Linked DNA regions of Homo sapiens: region 2 is linked to region 1. The links are chromatin loops, found by intact Hi-C in ENCODE. Cell type or tissue: Caco-2. All regions are shown on one strand. Links, peaks and the distances in the headings refer to the core of each region. The heading gives the core; the rest is flanking DNA.

What was found. A loop is a pair of places that touch in the nucleus more often than their neighbours do. Peaks named below come from ENCODE experiments on the same cell type or tissue, not always from the same donor. Only the 100,000 strongest peaks of a DNase experiment are listed, where the experiment ranks them.
Region 2: a loop joins it to region 1, with 2.5 times the contacts of the local background. A loop is called at or near these places in 1 of 110 quality-filtered maps.

Annotation. Positions count from the first base shown.
Region 1 is chr4:163,031,387-163,035,794 of GRCh38, reverse strand. No RefSeq gene overlaps it. Among named protein-coding and RNA genes, the nearest start is that of MIR4454, 60 kb to the left of the region's middle. In Caco-2, for the core only: no CTCF peak of the experiment used is centred there; a DNase peak (open chromatin) is centred at 2,724.
Region 2 is chr4:162,842,671-162,847,078 of GRCh38, reverse strand. No RefSeq gene overlaps it. Among named protein-coding and RNA genes, the nearest start is that of MIR4454, 250 kb to the left of the region's middle. In Caco-2, for the core only: no CTCF peak of the experiment used is centred there; no DNase peak of the experiment used is centred there.

The DNA of each region.
Region 1 (4,408 bases), core at 227-4,226:
CTGCTGACTAATCGTATTTATTAGAGGTATAGAGAGTATGACATGGTTACCAAAACAGTGCTTCCAGCATCAGACTGTCTGGCTTTGGATTTCAGGGGTGATGTGAGGCAATTTACAAAGGGTCATTATGAAGATTTAATGAAATTATATACAGAATGTAATAGGCACATAGTAGCATGCATTAAATGATAGTTCTTATCATTAATTTGGTTTTGATGTTACTAGAAAGTTCTTTCTTATAACAAGTTGAAAACCAACTACCTGTGTTCCCCAACTTTTGTTCCTTGTTCAGACTTCTGTGTGAGCCTATATAATGGGATTTCTGGGGTATTTAAAGAAATTATCTCCATCCCTTCATTCACATCAATCTCCCTTTCAGTCCTGCAGTAGTGTCTTCAGTTTAATAACTAGAGTTTATTTTTCCAGGATGTGATATTATGGCAAACGCACTTCAGAGACTTAACGCATTAGTTGATCACAAGTCTTTAATATCTCAGTGTTATTTCATTGCATGACTCTTTACAATAGGCCCCATGACAGGATAGGAAGGGAAAAGGGCTAAATCCATAGTTTGGGCATTAGTCCTGAAGGATAGTCCTCCATTTGACTAGATGGAATTTCTCAGTGCTTTATGTTTAGCCCAAGCCCCGCTGTTCTGTACCATTGCACTTTTGATCTTGGCTGCATTTTGAAAGTTGGGCTGCACTGTCAAATATTATGTGATTAATTTTTTCTCAACTTTGACAGGCTGTCAAATCCAATCATAATAAGAATGTAGAGGATTATGCTACCTGCCCCTTTTTATTGCCATATATATGACAAAATTGAAAGGGAGGGTTAGAGTTTGAAATTGTCAGGTCAAACAATTTGATTTTGCATTTAGGGGTCTTGTAGATTTGGTCTGTTTCTGCAGCTCACACTGTCATCTGAGGCAAGGCTGCTTCCTTCATTCCCTGGATGCTTCATCTATGATAGCTCTGCTATTCTGTTTGTACTCAGAGGAGGCAGCTGCGTAGAGGCATGGGAACTGCTGTGGCTCTCTACTCATCTCTGGAAAATCTTACTTCTTTCTAGAATGTTATTCTTTAAGTGTTTTTTGGTGTTTGTTGCTTTTCATTAGCTCCATAGAAAAGTATGGTTCTTATTTTGTCCAGGTTTCTCTTATTATTGTGTTTTCACATCCTAACAACTGGAAGCAGAAGAATTTCTTTTCTTTTCTTTCTTTTCTCTTTTCTTTTTTTTCTTTCTCTTCTTTTCTTTTCTCTTTGTTTCCCCTTCCCACCCTTTCCCCTCCCCTCCCCTCCCCTCTCTTCTCTTTTTTGAGACAGGGTCTCACTCTGTTGCGCAGGTTGGAGTGCACTGGTGTGATCATGGCTTACTGCAGCCTCAACACCCTGGATTCAAGTGATCCTCCCACCTTAGCCTCCTGAGTTGCTAGGACTACAGGCATGCACCACCACGCCTGGCTAATTTTCATATTTTTATAGAGATGGGATTTCACCATGTTTCCCAGGCTGGTCTCGGACTCCTGTGCTCAAACAATCTGCCTACCTCGGCCTCCCAAAGTGCTTGGATTACAGATCTGAGCCGCTGCTCCTGGCCAGAAGACATTCTTTCATATAAGGAAAAGAAGGTTTATCAGAAAAGTGGTGTTCTGTCTCTATTGTTGGTACATTTTATGTTTATGGGAAATAAAAAATCAGAATGGAATCCTCATTGAAAGAATATTAAGGCACCCATAATTGTGTATTTCCTCATTTAATCCAAGTTGCAAAAGTGACTTTGCAAACCTATTGCTCTTTACCAAAACATGGAAAGAATCATTAAGAACTAAAAACAGTTTTAAAATGATCTTATGTTTTTTAGGTCAGCATGTGAGGTTTCACTGATGCTTTCAGTGAGATAGCTAACTAGGCTGAATGTGTTCACATCATGACTGGGCAAAGCAAAACCTGGAATCCCTCTCTGAATTTTTTTTAGATAATCTTTGCTACTGCTTGGTTATTTTAGCAGTATAAATATTTACTGATATATTTTCTTATAACCAAAATTTTGGTTCACATTCTTGAAGAAAACTCTTCTTAGGCCTTACCTTAGGGGAAGTTAGTTGACATTTGGATTATCTAAGGTGTCCTAATCAGAGACAATCTAGGGGTGGTTTGATAGCCTTTGAACACTAGTCAGAAGATCTCACTCCAAAGGCTTTAATGTAACTACCTGTAATTAACCCTAGTTGGTTGTTAATTAGCACAGTAAATACTTAAGAAAATTGTCTTAGTCCATTTGGGGATGCTATAAAAAATACCATGGACTGGGTGGCTTACAAACAACTGAAATTTATTTCTCACAGTTCTAGAGGTTGGGAAGTCTAAGACTGAAGCACCAACAGATTTGATGTCTGATGAGGACCTGCTCCTGATTCATAGACGGCTGTTTTGCCGTGTCCTCACTTGGCAGAAGCAGGGAACTCTGGTATTTTCAGGCTCTTATAAGGGCACTGATTGACAGAGCAGGAGTATCACCATCTTGGACAAGCACTGTCATTTTAAAAATCACCTTAATCAAATACCGCCTAAATCCAAAGGGCATCAGCCTAATGGCTAAGGTCAGTATGACCATAAACCACATGTAACAGCTCCAACCATAAACACTCCAAACTCCTCCTGGACCAGAGACATGCTAGCCCTGAGATAACCCCCATCTGGCCAGAAAGATGTCATCCCCAAGATAACCTCCACTCTGCCCAGAGACATTCCAACCCCGCCATAAAACTTCTCCCCCACACAGAAACATTCCAAGCTTGTAATAAGCTCCCTCACCCTAAAACCAATATGTACTCTTAGTCTGTAAAAGAAAGCCCTCCTGACTGAAATCAATCAGAAGCCCCTCTTGGGTTTTGTCTCTAAAAGTATTTGACTGTTAAGCCGCGTTTCGTTTTTCTTTCCTCTTTCTTTAACTCTTACACTGATCTCAAACTTATCACTGCCAAAAGGTCTTACCAACTGATACCGTCACACTGGGGATTAGGATCAACACATGTCAATGATTTTCACTGATGAAAGAGTTCAATTTATGTGAAATGACTAGAATTATTGTACCACCCTTTCCAAACTTTCATGAATAAGGAGTAAGAATCTAGAAAGTCAAGTAGCCTATCCCTTTCTGAATAGCCTGGTAAAATTGTGGATTACATGTGGTCTTCTGAAGGTTTCTGTCAGTTGGTTCCATCTAGAAGATTAGCTGAATTTTGTCACTACAATATTATAGTATCAGCTTGGTTGTATTCCTTATTGCTGGATTGATAAATAATAATCTTATGTATTAATGCCTACCCTGTACTTATTTCTAGTTAATAAAATAGTACTAGGAAAGGAGAGGTTGTAAGTATGTAGAGTGTTGTAGTTGACATGGCAAAATGAATGTGCACAATAAATGGAATAAAAGGAAGACTGGGCACTTCTAAATGACTGCTAAAACAGAAATGAAGAAATTCATAGACAAGCGGCTGCTTGAATTAAGCTTTAAAGATAAGTAAGCAGTCAATGAAGGAACAATAGTACAGGGCTGGCTATGGCAACAGAACAGGCGAGAGACTGTGTTATTTTCATGGAACTGAAAGTAACACAGTGTGACTGAAGAATAGGTTGTCTTCACATGAAATCATTTGTCCATCTTGTGAAAAACTTTGGTTTTATTTTCAATCATTGCAAAGTAATGGAAAGGTTTTATGCAAGGCAATAGATTGAATTTGTGCCTTAGATAGATTATTCTGATGTCGGTGGCCATTCCTGCTAGCAAAAAGATCAGCTAAAACATTGAAACAGAGACTGTTAGATGTTCACCAAACCCATTTTCTCTTTCTCTCAAACACACACTAGATTATATTCTAGCCTCTTTTTAAGGTGGATAAAACCATATAAATGAGTTCCAGCCAAAGGGAAGTAGATAGAAGTGAAATGTGTTATGTCCAGGCCTGCTGCACAAAACCCATCAACATGTAATTCTGCACGTTCTTTACTTGTAGGAAGCAATATGTGATATGATAGAACCGCTAGATGGATGTTGCCTGGGTTGTTCAGTCATTATTTGAAGGAGAACCACCTGTGACATTACAAAAACTATTTGGACATTTTGTGGGTGAAAAGTAAATTTCTGTTGTGTCAAGCCACTGAGATTTTGAGGTCAATCTCATATAGCAGATTCCTTTAAATACAACATATTATTATTATAGTTTTGTGAGGGATGACAAGATCCTGAAATACTACAGTGGTTGCGAAGACAGAAAGAAATGGTCATTGACATTAGATGTTAAGGAGATAGAAGTATGGAGGGAATGTTGACTGATTTAACGTGGAGTGAACAGAAGAACAGAGGATTACTTCTCACTTTTCATCTTGGGCAACTGGGA
Region 2 (4,408 bases), core at 238-4,237, 190 kb after region 1:
CATCTTTTCCACATATATTACAGAAAGCTGTAAGTTTTAACCAGGCATAGGTCAGAGCAAGATGACTTTTTAAAAGGCATTCTGATATAATTCAATATTTTTCAAACTTAATTTAGTCAGTTACTGCTTTCATGATTATTGCGTACCTGCATTTGAACTGTAATATTGTTTACTTAATATTTTTTATTTATATAGATTCAATATTTCTACTTAAATGCATGTAGACTTAACGTAAGCAATGGAATTACAGATTTGAGGTACCAGTCTTTTTTAATACACATTAAATCAATAAAAATTAAAATTTGTATAAGTCCTATCCATATACCAGTGTTAATAGCCTACCTTTTTATACATGAGGTATACATTTCATATATATTTGCCTCATTTTGGAAAATACTGACAGAATACAATTAGCCTTTGAGGAATTCTTGAGAATACCTATATGATAAAGGTACCTGCATAATGCTGTGTCTACTATATATTCCTACAGTGAAGATGAATAAATCTATATTTTGGTTCAGGATTAAAATGCTTGAATAGTACAAAGCAACATTCTGCCAAAACAATTTTTTAAATTGAGCATATAGTACATAAGACATCTGAAATTTTATCAAAATATTAATTTTTGATTATAACTTTTTAGTTATAATCATAATTTTTAATGCTATCATTAAAAACAAATTGTCTTTATAGAACTTCAGCCTTCCTACTGCAATAATCTTTATCTATTTCTTTATTTAGTCACAATGCCTTTTTGTTTTCTGTTAAATATGAATCTACATTTTCTACAGGATTATAAACTTTAAACATCTTTCTTTTCCTTCAGTATTTTTCAAATACTTGTTACTATTAAATTTTCTCTTTGATGTTTGGCTTTTGAATCTCTCCTATTCATAGTCTGTCAGTGTCTTTTTGATTTCGTTTTCCTGACTTACTAACATAGACCTATGCAGGAGTGATATTTTCATTTCTTAATCTTATGTTTTTCTAATGTAACTGACTTGTCAGTCATCTGCTTGGGGTAAACTATGCCTTCGAATTTCAAGCATCAATTATGAGTTGCCAGTATTGCTGGAGAAAAACCTCCTTACTTATTAGGTTCCAAAACAAATTTAGACTCCTTACTTCATTATTTTTTCCCACACAGCTTAGCAATCTTTTCACTCAATCAATATCACATATTTTGTGATTGTTAAAATTTTCTACTCTCATTAGAATTACAGATATCCCTACCCTTCCATGAAGACCCTAACTAACAACTATGACAGAATATAAGTGTGCGGAGTAGATGTCATCAAAAGTCAGTGATGGATAGATCAATAACGGTTTACCCTTCTTGAAATACAGTTGGCTAGGTTATTTACATCAACTTTTCCACAAAAAGGAACCAAAAAATCTGGGTAAGACCTTAGAGGAAAAAAGCATCAAAGAGCTCCTTAGTTATTCATTGAAAGAGAAAACCTGGAGTGCTAAGGGGAGTGTTAAAGTAAAAAATCACTGAGATGTAACCATGAGACAGTTCTCTCCTTGATTTCCAGCTCAAATGATCACACATATGGTTCAAAGATTCTCAATCCATGAATGCAACTTGAAATGGTTCAAGAATGTTAGTTTCCTTGGTTTTAGGGATAGTGGCTGCCTGTAGGTATGAATCAGGAGAGACGTATGGGGAGTTTCTGGCAATGTTCTGTTTCTTGAGCTGGGGAGGGCATTATTGTTTTTGTTAAAATAATTATTTAAATTATATATATATTAAAGTATACATGAGTAATTCCTATATCTCACAATGGAAAATCTGATCTAGAATTATTTTGTTTTCTGTTGTTGAAATATGTAGAACAAATGATAAATGGACTGGCTCTGGGCACACTGCCTGTGGGTTAGCCCTGCTCTACAAGGAGCAGCAAAAAAGTAAAAAAACAAAAATTAAAAATGTAAATGTTTCCCTTCAGAGAGTTCTAAAAGGAAGTAATGTCAATGGGAAGAAGTTTCAGTAAAGCTGAAGAGGTAAATAAAGTAGGTATGTAAACAACTGAATATATTGATTACCTTAGTTTTATAGGAAAGGGCGCCTTGTCACATAGTGTAAAGGATTGAAAGAAAGGCATGTTAGAGTCAAGTAGCCAAGGATTAGGGCTAAACTATGTAGAATTGGGAATATAATAAAAATTGAAATTGGGAGAGAGAATTTCCGTGAAGAGTAGCAATTGTTGTAGCATGATTAAAGATTAGAGGATTCAAGAGTCGAATTGCTAAAGTCCACTACCCCCATAGTCTTCATCAGTCTTCTCTCCAAGCATTCTATAATAGAACTAAAATCTAAATAAAACACTTTCTTGGCCATTCGCACCACCAGTTTCATAAAGCCTGCCAACCTGATGACTGTCTTATATAGAAATTGTGGAGCTGTCCCAGAAGTTGGGAGTTATTCCAGAAGATTTAGTATCAAGCAAGGACCAGAAAGGGAAGGGGAGAAACGGGAAAGGCAGGTAACAACATAATGATTAGTTTTACTACTGAATGTATCTTTTTTTTTTTTTTTTTTTTGACACAGAGTTTTGCTCTTGTTGCCCAGGCTGGAGTGCAATGGCGTGATCTTGGCTCACCACAAACTCTGCCTCCCGGGTTCAAGCGATTCTCCTGCCTCAGCCTTCCTTAGTGGGTGGGATTACAGGCATGCGCCACCACTCCCGGCTAATTTTGTATTTTTAGTAGAGACATGGTTTCTCCCTGTTGGTCAGGCTGGTCTCAAACTCCCGGACTCGGGTGATCCACCTGCCTTGGCCTCCCAAAGTGCTGGGATTACGGGCGTGAGCCACTGTGCCCGGCCTACTGAATTTACCTTTTAACTCAATGCACTTTATTACTGTGTAAAGTAAGTTCTTTATTGCAGCAAGTACAACAAAATCAAGAAGAGATACTTATTCTTAGTGGGTAATATTTGTTAACTATATTTATAAATAAATGAACATCCATATAATATATACACATAGAGAATTGAAATTTAAATAAGATTTAAATTAAATTAAAAAGGACTGAGATAGGAATACAAAAACTGGGCCTGTAATCCCTATGTTGACATTAATTGGTTGTGGCTTTAGACTTGTATTCTCTGGATTTCACATCTCCATTTGTGAAACCACAGTACCATCGGGAGGCTGTCCTAGCTCAATGGATTTTCAAACAGAGCTTTACTAAATCCGGAGGGTTTTGTTTGTCTTTGTTTTGCTTTTTGATCCTTTAGAAGATCTGTCTTATTGGTGACTGATGTGGAAAGGGTGATGCAGTGTGTATTTGACAGTATTCCAGGCCCCCTATACCACTTCAGATAGAACAGATTTGTGTTTGTTTACGATTCTGGGTAAGATTTCAATCGAGAAAAGATTTCAGCACTGATGAAGGCTATACAATAACTGATCTCAAGGTTCCCAAATGTTAATAATTTCTTAGAAAATATTCTAAGACAGATCTTTAACTCTTAAAGTAGAGGAGTATCAGTGAATCCCAAATAATATTTCTAAGGATGCAACCCAAAGAGTTGTATTAGGTTACAATGCCAGAGTATGCTTTTATTTTCTATGTGAAGTGCTGTTACTTCAATTACGTGTGTTTGTGCTTATTATTTATTCTATGCTTGCAATAAAATGCAACAAACAATTTTTTTCTTTTTCTTTTTTACTCCTCCTTCTTCACAGACTCAACAAGCAATTGATGAATACTGACCCTATGTAAATATGGTTTGGGAATTCTGAGAAACATTCCGATAGTTTGTTCAAGTAAAATATTAGGTAAATCTCTTTGTACAGTGACACTAAGATCTAAATACCTTATTTAACAAATTATACTTCGTAGTTTGTTCAATCGTGACACTTTTTAGAGGGGAAGTTGTTTATGTACTATGTCTTGTTCTTTTGCTTGTTTTCTCAGTTTTATAACTAATAATTTGTAAATTCTGGAGCACATAAAAGTATTTAATTTCATGAGAAAAACGCAGATCTGCAGGGGATATTTTGTAACTAGAAGAAATGAAGTGAAATTCAGGAGGTAGAAAAAGAGTTTGACATTAACAACAAAATAAAAATAAAGAATTATTTTTAGAAGCATTATACGACTTAATTAAAAAGTACTTATATATAAATGAGAGCTAAAGTATACTCTATTTTAGTTCGGAAAACCTATTAAAATGTATTCATGCACTTCACATTTCTCTAAAGGTTTTCCTATTCATATGTGTGTATATATATTATATATAATATATGGAGATATATATGTATATATAGATCTCACAGACATAAACCTCTATACACATATGCACTTACAGTCAGGCATTCTTACAGTCACACATTCTCTGAATTTTCCCACACAAAGGCACATAGATAACACAGCAATCATCGTGACCTCCTTGCAG